Regions from separate parts of the Homo sapiens genome. Here region 1 is linked to region 2. Evidence: chromatin loops called from intact Hi-C (ENCODE). Cell type or tissue: IMR-90. All regions are shown on one strand. Links, peaks and the distances in the headings refer to the core of each region. The heading gives the core; the rest is flanking DNA.

The links. Hi-C counts contacts between places; a loop is a spot of excess contacts. Peaks named below come from ENCODE experiments on the same cell type or tissue, not always from the same donor. Only the 100,000 strongest peaks of a DNase experiment are listed, where the experiment ranks them.
Region 1: it touches region 2 in a loop (4-fold over the local background); 12 of 110 quality-filtered maps call a loop at or near these places.

Annotation. Positions count from the first base shown.
Region 1 is chr4:2,861,443-2,864,352 of GRCh38, forward strand. All of the region lies in intron 1 of ADD1 (adducin 1), which reads left to right. Among named protein-coding and RNA genes, the nearest start is that of ADD1, 19 kb to the left of the region's middle. RefSeq lists enhancers at 547-626, 708-1,420, 1,421-2,132. In IMR-90, for the core only: no CTCF peak of the experiment used is centred there; no DNase peak of the experiment used is centred there; H3K27ac peaks cover 198 bases.
Region 2 is chr4:2,762,861-2,765,770 of GRCh38, forward strand. LOC102723763 (a long non-coding RNA gene) reads left to right here. Exons shown (of 3, transcript XR_001741552.2): 2 at 880-989. Among named protein-coding and RNA genes, the nearest start is that of TNIP2, 8.0 kb to the left of the region's middle. RefSeq lists an enhancer at 352-920 and a silencer at 1,111-1,660. In IMR-90, for the core only: a CTCF peak has its summit at 1,409 (motif pointing right); no DNase peak of the experiment used is centred there; H3K4me3 peaks cover 678 bases; H3K27ac peaks cover 140 bases.

The sequences.
Region 1 (2,910 bases), core at 212-2,711, 99 kb after region 2:
AGATACAGAGAGACAAGACTAGAGATTAAGAGTCTTATTTTGAATAAGTTAGGTTTGAGTAGACTTTAAATATTCAAACAGATGTTTTGTTGGCATTTGGACATACAAGTTTGGCCTCAGGGAAGAGTTTAGGGCTAGAGATAAAAATTTGGGGCCCATTAGTGTATATAAATCAGTGGTTCTCAACTGTGAGTGCACATTTGACTCACCTTTAAAAATGCTCATGCCCAAGCTCCATTCCTAGAGATTCAGATTCTGTGGGTCTGGGTTTGGGTCTAGCCATGGTTTGTTTTAAATCTATCTAGGTGGCTCTAATGTATGACGAGGGCTGAGAACCACTGGTGGAGGTGGTATTTAGAGCCAAGGATGGGCCTGGATCAGTGTGATCCTTTAAGGCAAACTTGTCCAACCTGTTGCCCACATGTGGCCCAGGACAGCTTTGAATGCAGCCTAACACAAATTCGTAAACTTTCTTAAAACATTATGAGATTTAAGTTCATCAACTATCATTAGTGTTAGTGTATTTTATGTGTGGCCCGAGACAATTCTTCTTCCAGTGTGGCCCAGGGAAGCCAAAAGATTGGACACCCCTGGCTTAAGGCAATGGTATAGCTAGGGAAGACAAGCAGCTCAGGGTACTGGGGCAGCCCAGCAGGTAGAAGTTGGATAGAAGAGGTAGAACAGCAAGGGAGACTCACAGCAGTAGCTGGAGAGGTTGGAGGAAAACCAGAAACTGATGTCTGAAAACTGGAAGAGGACAGTGACTCCTGAAAGTGGGAGCAGCTGTGCCAGATGCTGCTGAGAGCTGGTAAAGTGAATGCGCTCAGAAGGAATTGAAACTAGCTTCACTGAATGGGTCTCAGAGGTTCAAACCAGGGTTTTAGGAGCTGTAGATTCAAATCCTACCCCTGACATTAGTTTTCTATTTAAAATTAAACAGGATGCTCTTTTCTTAGCCTCTTTTTATCTTTGCTTATTAACCAAAATGTAACTGAACTGTCTCAATGCTTAAAGAAAGGAGATGATAAACAGACAGCCTTATTCCCCTCTCCCATTCCCAAACAAAAGCCAGTTCTTACCTGGAGTTTTGGCTCTAGCTTTCTCTCTGCCTGGAGTGCCTTTCTGGATATATGGCCACCTGGCCTAGTGCTCTCACCACCTGTTTGTCTGTGAGTCCTTCCTTAGCTGTCCCCTTCTCTGGGAGCTTTCCTTTGCTCTTCCTACTTAATGATGTGACTCACCTCCCCACCCCCTGGACTCCCAGTTCCCTACCCATAGCACTTGTCGCCTTCTAACAGACTGTGTGATTTACTTATTTATCATGTTTATTGCCTGGCTTCCCTGCAGGAATGTAAGAAATCTTTGTTTTGTTCATTGATGTCCCCTGAGAATGTGGATTGCTGAGCAATGCCTGGTCTATAGCAGCCTCACAGTTAGTGCTTGGTAGATATTTGGTGACTGAGTGCTGACTCCATGAAAATGATTGTCATCCTTTGACTCTGCTCCAGTTGCATTTGAAAAGTTGCATGGGATCTGCCACTTCTCTCCATGACCCAACTATAGAGACTTCTGGAGTGTGGCTTCTCCCCTCTACCTCAGTACTGTCATGCCTATTGAATTTTTTTGAGACAGAGCTTCACTCTGTCACCCAGGCTAGAGTGCAGTGGGATGGTCATGGCCCACTACAGCCTCTACTAGGCTCAAGTGATCCTCTCACCTCAGACTCCTAAGTAGCTGGGACTACAGGTGCATGCCACCACGCCCAGCTAATTTTTAATTTTTTTTTTTTTTTTTTTTGGTAGAGCTAGGGTTCTGCCATATTGCCCAGGCTAGTCTCAAACTCTGGGCTGAAGCAATCTGCCCACCTCTGCCTCCCAAGGTGCTGGGATTACAGTTGTGAGCCACTGTACAAGGCTTTACTTGGAATTTTTAGACTTCAGAAATTATTTGAATGTTAATATAGGAAAGTGGTAGTAATAATTAGAAGCAAATTATATATATGAGAAACAGTATTTAATGTATTTTGGAGACCAAGTGTTATGACAGGGATCAGAAATTTTCAGTTGTCACTGACAGTAAAAATCATTGCAAGAAGCAATTTGGTGCTGTGGAAAGTTCATAGGCTTGGAAGCCAGGATACTTGGTTCTTAGGTTTGTCCAGTAATCTTAGCCACCCTACAGTGAGTGTCTGCTGTCTGCCAAACACTCTAAATGCTTTCCAGACAGCATTTTTGATTTTACTGTATCACTCATGGTTGCCATTACTACACCTTGTTTTTTTTTGTTTTGTTTTGTTGTTTTGTTTTCTAAGAGATAGGGTCTCACTGTGTTGCCCAGGCTGGTCTCAAACTCCTGGGCTGAAGAGATCCTCCTGCCTCAGCCTCCCAAGTAGCTGTGAGTACAGTCATGAGCCACTGTGCCTGGCTACTATACCCTGTTTATAGATGGAAAAACTGAGTCCCAGAGAAAAGATAAGAAAGAAAAGATTCTATTCTGATATGAACAGAATCATTTTGGAGTGGAGACCATGTGGGGCACATTTAACCCCTATACACTGTCAACTAGAGAGTTTGGTTAACTTACTGTCTCTACCTTAGGGTAAGACACAATCTCCGAGGACCTACATTTTATGACCTGTGAGATCAGGATAAGGCTATCCTGCTAAAACACTTAAATAACAGAATTTATGGCCGGGCGTGGTGGCTCACGCCTTTAATCCTAGCACTTTGGGAGGCCGAGGTGGGCAGATTTCCTGAGTTCAGGAGTTCGAGAACAGCCTGGGCGATACGGTGAAACCCCATCTCTACTAAAATACAAAAAATTAGCTGGGCGTGGTGGCGTGTGCCCGTAGTCCCAGCTGTTCGGGAGGCTGAGGCAGGAGAATTGCTTGAACCCGGGAGGCGGAGGTTG
Region 2 (2,910 bases), core at 287-2,786:
CCTGAGCTAGACACAAAGGTTCTTCACGTCCCCGCCAGATTAGCTAGATACATTGTCGATTGGTGCATTCACAAACCCTGAGCTAGACACAGGGTGCTGATTGGTGTGTTTACGAACCTTGAGCTAGATACAGAGTACCGATTGGTGAATTTACAATCCCTTAGCTAGACATAAAGGTTCTCCACGTCCCCACCAGACTCAGGAGCCCAGCTGGCTTCACCCAGTGAATGTGGAGCTGCCTGCCAGTCCCGCACCGTGCACCCGCACTCCTCAGCCCTTGGGTGGTTGATGGGACTAGGCGCCGTGGAGCGGGGGCGGCGCTCGTCAGGGAGGCTCGGGCTGCACAGGAGCCCACGGAGGAGCGGGGGAGGCTCAGGCATGGCGGGCTGCAGGTTCCGAGCCCCGCCCCGCGGGAATGCAGCTAAGGCCCGGCGAGAAATTGAGCACAGCAGCTGCTGGCCCAGGTGCTAAGCCCCTCACTGCCTGTGGCCGGTGGGGCCGGCTGGCTGCTCCGAGTGCAGGGTCCGCCGAGCCCACGAACCCCACCAGAAGGAAGAAACTCTGAACACGTCCGAACATCAGAAGGAACAAACTCCAGACACACCGCCTTTAAGAACTGTAACACCGCGAGGGTCCGCGGCTTCATTCCTGAAGTCAGTGAGATCAAGAACCCACCAATTCCGGACACACATGGGGATGCTAGGCCAAAACCCGTAAGAGCCGGCCGGCCTCCAGGAGGGGCAGGGGTCTTCCCCTACACAGGGGTCCCGGCTCAGGGCCGCTGCCCTTCCCCGCAGCTCCAGTGCCCCGGGACCTTGGGAAATCATCCTGCTCTTTGTCCTGACCTGAGCCAATGCATTTGCCTTGTCGAGCCCTTAGGAGCAGAAAAGCGTAGGCGAGCAGCTGGCAGCCACCATCGCATTTGCTCCCGGAAGGCAAGAGGAGGCAGAGAAAATTCCAGAACCCATTTAAGCGTCTGGGACCCTGAGGTAACCATGAGCTACTGGCAGGCCGGGGGACACAGCGGGTACAGAAGGGGTCTCTGGAGTTTCGTGAGGAAGTATTCGGGCTGTGCGGCGCCGCGACCCTGGCAGGACGCTGCTGTCCCGCCAGCGAAAGCGGGGCGCGCTCAGGGCTGCGGGCAGCGGGGGTGCAGCGGGGAGAGCCAGGGCCTGGGCGCGGAGGAGGGGCTGGTATGGGACCCTCCGGGTGGGCGCGGCCCCGCGGGGCCTTGCGGCCACACCGCCACCGTGCCCAGCGGCCCCATCAGCGCATATTCAGGATGAACCCCGGACACGCGCCCAGAACCGTCTGGTGACCCAGTGATGAAAGCTCGAATCTTATAGGATCCGTATTCATTTCCCGTGGGCTCAAGCCCAGCCTCCGCGGGCGGCGCGGGCCCTCGCGGCGAGTGTCCACGAGGAGGCGGTGTGGACCCGCGGCCCCAGACCAGGCCTCAGGCAGAAGGCGAGCGCGAGCGCCCCGCCCAGCCCCTCCCCGTCCCGCAACCCGCGCCCCGACCAGCGCCCCCAGCACCTCTCCACCCTCGCTCTCGAGCAGTCTCCACGTTTGTCTCAGAGGAGACCCACTTTGCTCCCCAGCGTGGGCCCCTGAGCGCTGGGGGAAGTTGGTTGGTTTGTTAATGACAGAGTCTCGCTCTGTTGCCCAGGCTGGAGTGCAATGGTGCAATCTCAGCTCACTGCAACCTCCGTCTCCCGGGTTCAAGCGATTCTCCTGCCTCAGCCTCCCGAGTAGCTGGAATTACAGTGCACGCCACTACGCCCGGCTAATTTTTGTATTTTTAGCAGTGACGGGGTTTTGCCATGTTGGCCAGGCTGGTCTTTTTTTTTTTTTTTTTAAACTAGATGTTTCCTTTATTCATTCACACACTTAAGTAACATAGACTTATAATTTGTAACAAATAGAACAGAGGTTACACATATAAGACAAAAATCTTGAGTTTGAAAACTTTATTATCTGGCTGTTTTGTCAACATGATAATTTCATATACAACCACGTAAAAACATCTCTGGTGTTTAGATTTTTCCGTTTATTCTAGCTGTTTCATATTTGTAGACGTAGCCATGGCATGTACAGAATATGCATAGCAACAGGACTTTCATATAATATAGTACAGTTGGAAAAAAACACTATCTTGCTAGGGAGATATGTCAAGTAGATTCTAGTTTCCACATTATTTTGATTTTACTGTATTTAACTTTGTATATATTTTACATGTATTAAATGTTTTGATGAAACATTTCAAACTCTATATTAGAAATGTTGGCAAACATTAGTATCTATAAAATATAATCTGTATATATTGTATAATCTGGATATAAATATCCAGAAATCTGTCATATTTTTATACCAATTACAATGGTCAAAGTTGACACTATTCTTAAATATACTTAATGATTATCTGGATTATCTCCATATCTATTTTTGGCCCTCTTTTGCCATCCATACGTGAAGTATAATGATCCTTATTCTTTATGGCATTTTTTTTTTTTTTTTGACGGAGTCTGGCTCTGTCACCCAGGCCAGAGTGTGCAGTGGCGTGATCTTGGCTCACTGCAAGCTCCACCTCCTGGGTTCACGCTATTCTCCTGCCTCAGCCTCCTGAGTAGCTGGGACTACAGGCGCCCGCCACTACACCCGGCTAATTTTTTGTATTTTTAGTAGAGACGGGGTTTCAGCACGTTAGCCAGGATGGTCCCGATCTCCTGACCTCGTGATCTGCCCGCCTCGGCCTCCCAAAGTGCTGGGATTACAGGCATGAGCCACCGCGCCTGGCCCCTATTTTTATTTTTTGAGACAAGGTCTGGCTTTGTCGCCCACACTGGAGGGAGTGGTGTCATCTCGGCTTACTGCAACCTCTACCTCCCAGGATCAAGCAATCCTCCCACC